Regions from separate parts of the Homo sapiens genome. Here region 2 is linked to region 1. Evidence: chromatin contacts called from ENCODE Hi-C or POLR2A ChIA-PET data. All regions are on one chromosome and are shown on one strand. Each heading gives the region's core, a stretch centred on a gene start or an enhancer-like site at or near the end of the contact. The rest is flanking DNA. Distances are from core to core; before and after follow the strand shown.

The links. Hi-C counts contacts between places; a loop is a spot of excess contacts on that map. ChIA-PET counts read pairs that join two places held with the same protein, here RNA polymerase II (POLR2A).
Region 2: a map of posterior vena cava shows a loop between it and region 1 (4-fold over the local background). The contact joins the promoter of LINC02685 here to the enhancer-like site in region 1. A Hi-C loop is called at or near these places in 2 of 168 maps with a recorded cell type or tissue (GM23248 and posterior vena cava). POLR2A ChIA-PET finds 5 or more read pairs at or near these places in 1 of 52 experiments (WTC11).

Annotation. Positions count from the first base shown.
Region 1 is chr11:44,907,907-44,913,054 of GRCh38, reverse strand. TSPAN18 (tetraspanin 18) reads right to left here. Exons shown (of 10, transcript NM_130783.5): 5 at 3,156-3,350. Among named protein-coding and RNA genes, the nearest start is that of TP53I11, 40 kb to the left of the region's middle. RefSeq lists an enhancer at 1,192-2,048. Within about 2 kb of position 1,559, at least 4 of the 41 ENCODE cell types and tissues checked have a DNase peak (open chromatin) inside an H3K27ac peak, as active enhancers do.
Region 2 is chr11:44,971,664-44,976,783 of GRCh38, reverse strand. LINC02685 (long intergenic non-protein coding RNA 2685) reads right to left here and starts at 2,882. Exons shown (of 4, transcript NR_026681.1): 1 at 2,377-2,882; 2 at 1,891-1,988. LOC105376649 (a long non-coding RNA gene) reads left to right here and starts at 2,384. Exons shown (of 2, transcript XR_931236.3): 1 at 2,384-3,212; 2 at 3,432-4,015. RefSeq lists enhancers at 1-434, 1,663-2,308.

The DNA of each region.
Region 1 (5,148 bases), core at 310-2,809:
GTCCAGGTTCAGCCGGGAAGGGAGAAGTGGTTTTTCTTATTTTTTAGGGCATAAACCTTTTTGAAAACCTTCCAGAAACTTTGGTGCCTTTCTCTGGAAACACTCACAGAACCCCCCCAACCCCCATGCACACAACACACATGCACACACAACACACATGTGCACACACAGGCACATGTGCACATGCATATATATGTGCACCCACGCACACATGACACCCATGCACATGTAACGCCCATGCACGTATAACACCCATGCATGCATAACACCCATGCACATACAACACCCATGCACGTGTACATATGCACAAAGCAATGCACACATGTACACACAAACACACACGATAGAACACAACATACATGCACATACAACACACGTGCACATACACACTGTACCCATACACATGAGTATGCACACAATCCATGTATACACAATACACATACACAGGACCTGACATAACATAACATTTTGCATATAATTTTAGGTAAATTTTGGAGTCCATTCCAGGCTATCCAGAGCCTGTGGATAGCCCTGGTCTGGGAGCCAGAAGACCTTGATCCAAGCGTCCTTTGCCTCTGACCCACACTGTGACCTCAGGCTTGTGTGGGCGGGGCCCTAGAGAGGGGAGGGCAAGCAGGGGAAGTGGAGAGAGAGACAGGGAAACGGGGAGGGAGAGATCAGGACAGGGACAAGGAAAGGGCGTAGGAATAAAAACAGAGATCAAGAGAAAGACAAGGCCAAGTGTGTGGTGCCCGCCTGGAATCCCAACACTCTGAGAGGCCGAGGCGGTGGATCATTTGAGCCCAGGAGTTCAAGACCAGCCTGAGCAACATGGTAAAACCCTGTTTCTACAAAAAATACAAAAATTAGCTGGGCGTGACAGTACGTGCCTGTGTTCCCAGCTACTCGGGGGGCTGAGGTGGGAGGATCACTTGAGGCTAGGAGGTTGAGGCTGCAGTGAGCTGAGATCACACTGCTGCACACCAGCTTGGGCCACAGACTGAGACCCTGTCTCGAAAAAAAAAAGGACAGAGATGGGGAGGACAGAGGCAGAGAGGAAAGGGAGCTACACAGAGATAGGCAGAAAGAAGGGGGACAAAGGGAGAGAGGCGGGGGTGGGGAGGGGAAGGGGAAGGATCTGCCATCAGGCCTTGTCGAAGGGCCCCCAGCCTGGCAGCCAGGATCACCTCTCTCGGGAGGATCGTGGACACATCTCCTACCCCTGGGCCTCAGTCCTGCCTCGCATAGCACGGGAGGGAGGACGTCCTGGGGCGGCTGGCAGGTTTGCAGGCAGCCACTTACTGGAGGAGACTAGAGCCGCTCCAGCCTGCTCCCAGCCAAGAACACCAGCCTGGCTTCCTGTCTTGGCTTCAGAGCCGAGCCCATTAACAATGAATGAGTCCCTGGGGGCCGAGGTGAGGAGGGGGAAAGGGAGGCTGGGTCTGTTCTGGGACCCATATCCAAGCTCCTTTTAAAGTCCCCTCGGGCTCCCCAGCCAAGACTTCTGCGAGCACCGTGACAAGCTGTAGAGAATTGTCCACCAGGGGGCGCTCAAAGTTTTTCTTTGTTTCTCTTCAAATGAAGTCTGCAGTGTTTGCGCTGTTGAAGGACAAATAGGCCCAAGGCTCCTTGTCACTCATTTCGCAGCTGACTTCACTTCCTTTGGATGGGGAGCATCTCACCGGGACACAAATGGGGCCGTGCAGTGTGCTCTCGTCTGGGGAGGAGGTATGGTGCCAGGTCTCTCCTCCCAGCACTGCTGGTGCTGGCTTATCTACAGAACCTTGCAAGGGAGCCCCCCAGCCAACCAGCCCAGTTCTCCCTGTCATTTAACTCCGCCCACGAATTCGCCCATGAGGAGCATCCGCAAGCTTACCCAGACACACCCACGCTTCTCTAAACAGGGCTGTTTTTAACTTACCCTGTAGCGGGACTGGGCTCAGCCCAGAAGTTCTCCAAGTCCAGGACCTCTTAGAGAAGACCCATCCACCCAGCACAGGAAAGCAGGCGGAGGCCCCAAGCGCCACCACCCATGGGAATCCAGGAGACTCGAGAACGAGAAGACCCACTGCTTGTCTGGTTTGGCTGTGATCTATAGCTGAGCTGGTCGGCCCCCTCGTTTAACAAGAAGACATGGCTGCTCTGGGAGGTTGGGGAACTAGATGGGAGGCACACCCTTAGGGGATGGAGCAGGGAGTACCCTCAAACCAGGCCTGCCCACTGCCCAGCTCATCCGCACGGCTCGGCTGCCTCCCCTGTGCCTGTCTGTGAGGGAAGGGACCATCACTCCTGGTCCCCGACATATCTTCAGCACCCAGTGAACTACATGCGCATGATAGGAGTTCAAGGGCTACTTACTTGATGAATAAGAAACCTTCAGAGGCCATATCATACCGTTTCAGAATTGCATATCTACAAGGGGAAGGCCTCATCCACTAGGCATCTTAGCGATGTTACTAAGGAGTTATATATTAGAGTTTTTAATAGCAAGCAAGTGGAAAAACATCAAGGTCAATGTCAGTGCTCTCAGCTGACCATGCCTTGGAGAAACCTGGTTGTTCAGACCTGGATGCCAAGGCCCCCGCCATCTGGGCCAGCTCACCCACTGCAGGCACGGGCCCACTGCAAAAGCAGGCTCTGGAAGCTGGGGCCACCAAGGCAGATGGAAAAGGCTGGGGACCGCCCCACCCCTGGAGGTGGACCTATGTGGCACAAACCTTATTCTGAGTTTCCTGGCATGCGGACACAGACTAGGTGTGTGTTAAGCCAAGGGTCCTGGATTGACTGCAGGAAAGCAGCAAAATGAAGTGGGAGAGAGGAAGGGCTACCCCAGGGAGAAAACAGGTCCCAAAGGCATGGGAAGAGGCAGCCTGAGGCACTGCAGGGGCCCTGACCTAGCGTCTGTATCATCCCCTCTGCTGCCAACTCCATGGGACTCTGGGCAAGTTGCTGAATGTCTCAGGGTTTCAGGACCATTGACTACCAAATGAGTGGGGTCAGACGTGCTCATCTCCATGATCCCTTCTGCTTTGACAGCCCGCCCCAGTTTGGGAAGCACTGGTCTGAATGGAAGCCAGGCAGGGCCTGGGAGTCTGCAGCCAATCCCTGACACCCCTCAGAGCACCCATGGATGGGGTGGGGGCTGGGGTACTCACAAATAGCAGCAGACACTTGTTCTCACGGACGGCCCCGCAGCAGCCCAGGAAGCCGAGCAGAAAGAGCAGGCCCCCCATGGCCAGGAGGATGTAGGCGCCCGTGAGGAGCAGAGGATTGGCAGCCACGATCTCCCGGAAGCCGGTGGGGTCCACCATGACCCAGATGCCGATGGCCAGCAGGCAGGCCCCGCCCAGCTGCTCGGGCCAGTGGAGGAGTTGGGAGGAGAAACAGGCAGAAAGGGAGGTTAGGCACTTCTGACCCACCACTCCCCTGAGCCAGCCCCAGGGTCAGAGGCATCAAGCACTAGGTGAGCCAGGCAGGAATTCACCTGCGGCGAGAGCCAGTGAGTCCCAGCCGCACCTTGAATTGCTTTTAATTTTTCTAGCTGCCGTGACCTTAAGTGCAACACGCATCCTCTAAATCCAATTTCCGACCCAAGCCCCACCTCGGGCTGTATCACATAAAGGCTATTTGCCAATTTTATCTTCTCTTGAAATGTCAGACCTGTAGGATTAGGAGGTCATCTAGTCCAACCCTCTGATTCCATACAGAGGGAACCAACAACTTGCTGAAGGTCACACAGCAAGTTCATGGCAGAGTCAGAGTTTGGTCGCAGGCCCCCTGACTCCAGCCTCAACACCCTAAACAAAGGTCCATGAACATGCTCTGAGTCAGCCCTATGCTGTGTTTGCACCACCCATGCTAGGGGCTGGGAAGACACAGACCAAGTCATCGTCATTGTCCCCCATGGGACTCTCAGTGAGGTTCCAACTTGAGAGTGGGCTCCCCACTCTCAAATCCATAGCTCAAAAGATTTCTTATTTATGTCTCCATCAACATGGGCTCTCTATGCCTTATTTATCTTTGGAAAGAGGCAGCGTAGTCTAGAGAGAGAGCTGTGCCACTTATTAGTTGTGTGACCCTAGGCAAGTGTCAAAATCTGTCTGAGCCTTTTAGCTTCCTTGTGGTCAAAAGAAGACTCAAACACCTTCATCCTAAGGCAGCCCTAAGGAAGAAAGGATAGAAGGCGTTTAGCAGATTTCAATAAATATCTGCTCCATTTTTCTTTTTCTTTCTTTCTTTCTTTCTTTCTTTCTTTCTTTCTTTCTTTCTTTCTTTCTTTCTTTCTCCTTTCTCTCTCTCTCTCTCTCTCTTTCTTTCTTTTTTGAGACAGTCTTGCTCTGCTACCCAGGCTGGAGTGCAGTGGCGGGATCACATCTCACTGCAGCCTTGACCTCCTGGGCCCAAGTCATCCTCTACCTCAGCCTCCCAAGTAACTGGGACTACAGGCACATGCCACTACACCCGGCTAATTTTTGTATTTTTCTATAGAGACTGAATTTTGCCATGTTGCCCAGGCTGGTCTCAAACTCCTGGGCTCAAGTGATCCTCCTGCCTTGGCCTCCCAAAATGTTGGGATTACAGGTGTGAGCCACTGCGCCCAGCCTATTCCATTTTTCTTGGGCACAGATAAGTATTAGAAGCAGATCTGTTGTGGGAAGAACCAAAGTTTGGCACCATGGGATTTGCGGGCTGTAAAGTATTTGAAATCCCTTTGTGTGGTGGGAGGACCGGAGGCCCAAGAGGCCTGTGTGAGGGTTGACAGCTGGGCGACAGGAAAACTGCTGGGCTTTGGCTTGGCTGAGCAGGACTGCAAGCTGAAGAGAGCTGATGGCTTTGGGCAAGGGGCATTTGTAGGCGACCTTAGGGCAGGAGTCCAGTGGAGAGGCCTGAAGGACCCAGCAGGGGAAAGAGAAGGAAAGACTTAACAGGCATGGCCAGCGACAGGGTTTCCATTTTTGCCATCTGCTGTGCAGTGTCTCTCTCCTTTTTTTTTTTTTTCTGAGACGGAGTTTCACTCTGTTGCCCAGGCTGGAGTGCAGTGGCACGATCTCGGCTCACCACAACCTCTGCCTCGCAGGTACAAACGATTCTCCTGCCTCAGCCTCCCGAGTAGCTGGGATTACAGGCACCCGCTACCACGCATGGCTA
Region 2 (5,120 bases), core at 1,633-4,132, 62 kb before region 1:
GGTGGGGCAGCACTCCCTTCTGGTTCTTAGTTGCCATGGACCTTACCCTCTGGCAGGACTCCTGCTGTCCTCTCCTGCAGGGTGGATGGCAAAATGGGACCAGCACAGCTCCTGATACAATGAACCCTGGGCTCTAATCCCAGCCCTGCCATGTATAAGCTGTGTGACCTCAAGTATGTGAACTCATCTCTCTGTGCCTGTTTACTCCCTAACATGCAACTAACAGTAGTACTCTACCCTAAGAGCTGTTGTGAGGCTTTCCTCACCTTTTTAAAAGAAAAGAAAAGAAAAAAAAAGAAACACTATATAGCATTTACTTCGTGCCAGACATGACTTTAAGCACTTTATCCCTAATTTCTTCCTCATGACAACCTTATAAGGGAGGAATTGTTGCTATCTTATTTTACAGATAAGGACTCCAAGGCACAGAAAGATTAAATAACTTGCTCAAGGTCACACAGCTAGTAAGAGGCAGAGGCAGGATTCAAACCCAGGCAGGCTGGCTCCAGAGTTCAGGCGCTTAACTTCCTACTTTATAGTGAAATGATAAGTGTGAAGCATTTTAGCATAAAACTCAACAAGGAGAAAATGCTTGGTCAATGGTAGCTATAGTTGCCATGTGACCTCGGCAGGCCATTTTACTTTTTTTTTTTTTTTTTCCGGGCTGAGTCTCCCTGTCCTCTGTAGCCCAGGCTGGAGTGCAGTGGCGCGATCTTGGCTCACTGCAACCCCCGCCCCCCGGGTCCCCATTCAAGCAATTCTCCTGCCTCAGCCTCCCAAGTAGCTGGGATTACAAGGCATGTGCCACCATGCCCAGCTAATTTTTGTACTTTTAGTAGAGACGGGGTTTCACCATGTTGGCCAGGCTGGTCTTAAACTCCTGACCTCGTGATCTACCCACCTTGGCCTCCCAAAATGCTTGGATTACAGGCATGAACCACCGCGCCCGGCAGGTCATTTTACTTCTGTCTCAATTTTTTCATCCCTAAAATGGGACTAGTGATCACTCTGTGCTGGGCTTGGGGTGAGAGTTCATTAGAATAATGGGTGTGAAATGTCTGACACAGATCCTAACACAGAGCAGGGCATAGGCTCTTGGTGGCTCTCCTTTCTAGAAGAGACCTACAGAACGGGGTCGGGACTGGTGGTACCTAGACACATCCACTGAGTCAGCAAAAGCAAGGTGTAAGAACACCACCAGCCTTGAGGGGCCTGGGCAGAGCAACACATGTGTGGTGAGGGCAGCCAGAGATGCAGAGCATGGATGCAGGGCCTCTGACGTGGGAGGTGGCATCTGGGGTCCAGATGCAGGATTGGGAAGAAAGGGGTGAACACTTACGGGGCCATCTAATCCTCACAATGACCCTGAGAAAACAAGAGTCTCAGAGAGGGGACGTGACTTGCCCAAGGCCACGTCTCTAGAAAGGGGTGGCAATGAGGTTTGCCTCCCAGACGCCTCTGTGTTTCCTGTCTCCCTACACTGCCCATCAGCAGGATGAAGGGCCCAGCTATGAGGTCAAGCTGTAGGTTGGGAGTAACTGTTTCTTAAGAAAGTCCAGGCGGGACGCGGTGGCTCACGCCTGTAATCCCAGCACTTTTGGAGGCCGAGGCGGGCAGATCACTTGAGGTCAGGAGTTTGACACCAGCCTGGCCAACATGGTGAAACCCCATCTCTACTAAAAATACAAAATTAGCATGGTGTGGTGGTGGGCGCCTGTAATCCTAGCTACTCGGGAGGCTGAGGCAGGAGAATAGCTCGAACCTGGGAGACGGAGATTGCAGGGAGCCGAGATTGCACCACTGCACTCCAGCCTGGGTGACAAGAGTGAAACTCTGTCTCAAAAAACAAAAAACAAATGAAAAAATTAGCCAGATATAGTGGACACGCACCTGTAGTCTTAGCAACTAGGGAGGCTGAGGCAGGAGAATCACTTGAACCTGGGAGGCGGAGCTTGCAATGAGCCGAGATTGTGCAATTGCACTCCAGCCTGGGCAACAGAGCAAGACTCTGTCTCAAAAAAATAAAAGTCCAGCAAAAGAAAGGCGACAGTCCCTCCTGCAAAAGTGTCCCAACTAGGCAGGTAGTACAGTGGGGCCTCGAGCCGGGGAATGCAGAAGGGCTTGGCTGAGGACAGCAGCAGGCGGGCAGGCAGGCAGGGGTGAACCGGAGGCACGGGTGGCTGGAGGCTGCCTGGAGTCTGGCTCAGCCCTGGGGAAGGGGGTGGTCAGTGCCTCGCCAGAGCATGGAGGGAGGATACCCTGCGATCCAGAGAAGGGCATAGGGTGCTTCCCCCCACCTCTGCCAATCCCCCCAGAAGATTTTCCCCATACACAGTAAAAGGAAAGGCTCTCAAAGCAACCCACTGGGGGACTCACAGCAGGGGTGACAAGAGCGCTTTCTAGGGCAGTTGTGTGCTGTCTTCAGAGGCAGGAAGCCACTTCCTGTGGTCTCAATGGTGCCCTGTGAAAAACCAGGCCCTGGCCCAGCAGCCAAGAGGGCCGGGATAGGTTCACCCAGACCCATTGTCCTATGAGCAGATTTGTTTTTTCCAGAGCAACTCTTCACAGCTTCTCCCCTTCCCTTGGTGACAATGACAGCCAGCAATGGCTAGACAGCCTACTCCCAGCCTGGCCTGAGTCCGGTGGCCCCAGCGTGAGATCACCACAGTGAGGTCTGACCTCAGCATCGCCATGGGGATGCTCGGATGCCACGCTGCCTGTAAAGCACCTTTTTCCCCCAGGAGAGTGGGAGGGGACCATGGCTGATGCTGACTATGTATGATGTGGCCTGCTCCTGGCTGCTGGGGCTGTTTGTCCCCAAACATATGTTGTCAGATCTCAGCTGAATGGGGTGGGCCAGGGGGACTCACTCAGGACCTATGGGCTCTATTGCGTGTCTATGTGTTTGGGGTGTGGCGAGAGGTGTTTATTAGACCTCACGGGGAGCCTCATTTTCTTGCCTCCCTGGGCTCGCCTGGGCTGCTGTTCACTGTGCTCCTAATGGGCCTCGGACTGACATTCACAGCAACCTGGTCTCCATAGCAACCAGCTGTGACATCACAAGGAACCCACGGACCCTGTAGCTGGAGCAGAGGAAGCTTGAATGCCTGTTTGGGGAAGAAAGCCTTTGCTGCCCATCCTTAGGCCTCTCCTGTGATAGGGGAAGAGGACATAGAAACGCTGAGAGAGCCAGGGCCTCCGCTTCTCTGGAGGTTTGAGCGGGATCTACTCAAAATCCTTCCCTCCCTTTCTTTGTCCCCTTTCTCCTCATCCCTCAAAAAATATGTATCTTAGTTTCCTCAACTGTAAAATGGGGATATTAGAAGCCCCTCTTAATTGAGTATTTATTATGTGCCAGGCACTATTACAAGCATCTTGCATGAATTTTCTCATTTACTTCATAACAACCCTATAAAGTACTTTCTTCTTAGTATTCCCCCTTCTGTAAGTGGAAGGAAAGGAAGCACAGCAGAAGGATTGGAATCAAGACAGCCTGGCTCCAGAGCCTGTTTTCATAACTACGAGAGAATGCACCAGATTCCTTCTGAACGCCGCCTGCCGCGTGCACGGCTACAACTCTATTTCCAGCCATGCTGTGGCAAGCAGTTCCGGGCGGGCTTCAGCTCCCTTTGCACCACCAGCACCTCGCCTCCTGTCAGCATGAGGCAGTTTTCATTTTCTGCCCAGGGGCTTCCGCAGCGCCCCAACACAAGGTTGGCAGAAGCGGGCTCAGCCGGAGGACTTGTGGAGGGAAGTTGCTTCCACTGAGCCAGCCTCAATCTGGGGTGCACAGGCGCCACCAGGTGAATGCTTCTGCCAGGCCGTCATCTGACCCATAAGGTCCCTCTGTGCACTGCTTGGAAGGTCCTGGCAGGGCTGAGCCCCAGCCACCCACGGCAGTGACCTAATAATGCACCGTTATCTTGGCTCTTCTGCTCTCTCTTGTTTCCCACTCCTGTTCGTCCCTCATTTCTGGTCCCTAGAATGACTTCCAAAATAAACTCCCTGTACACAAGCCTTGGCATCGGGTTCTACTTTGGGGGGATCTTAAGCTAAGAGAGTCGCAGCCCTGAGAACGCCACTACAGGAGGGCATTCTGGAGCTGGGTCACTTGGTGATGTGCAATGAGGGCCCTGTTGTCGTGGGACGTGTGATGGTGGCCACCCTGGTATTACGGTGATTAAGACTGTCCCTGTGCTGGGCTGGGAAGAGGTACAGGTGTTGGTGGGGTGGGGGATCAGATGAAAGCACTAGCATCTAAACAATCCAGGGGCGATGGGCCTTACAGGGATGGTGAGGCTGGCTGGCGGCTAACTGCTCTGGAAGCCTTAAAGGAAGAAAACAGCAGGCTCAGGTTGATCCACTGTTAACTCAGGCCATGCAGTGAAGAACAAAATCCCCATAGTGCTGTTGTAAGACACTCTCTCCTTCTGCAGCCAAAGGGTATCCTGTACTGAATATCAGGCTCGGCATGGAATTGGGGGCAGGAGGGTCACAGGGTTGTGAAGGAGAAGGAGGGCATAGCTTGGCCAGATCTCAGCCAAAGCCAAGAACCCTGCTGGGCAGAGAGTGGGATGCTGAGACCTCAGGTGGGGATAATTGGGCAGATGATTCTGAGAATCTTGGGGGCCCAGACTCCCCTGGAACTTTGAGCACTGAACCCCCATAACTCAGCAAAGCACTCCTTGGCCAGTTGGGCCAGGCCAAGGCTGGGCTTCCTCTAGGGAAAGCTACCATGTCCCCCCATCCCCACCCCATCTCCTGCTTGGCTCAGTCCCCCACTGAGAAACCCCAGTCAGTAATGGGTATTGTCCAAGCAGAATACGAAGTCCCGCGCTTAATTCACATCCAGTGAGATTGGGATTAATTCAGTCTTGAGCAGAAATACAACTTGGGCAACTGGAGAGTAGACCTGGGCTTGGGTTCAGCTAGACCTGGGGACTCCTCCCATTCAGGGCCCAGGCAGAATGCCACCGTGTTGATTTCATGACTTGTTGGGATGCTTAAGGAAGTTCATGGATCCAAAATGCAGTATCGGTGACTGAACAGGTATTTACTGTACACCAGGCACTGTTCAATACAAGACAACAGCTGTAAAACAGCTCTTGTCTGTTTTCGAA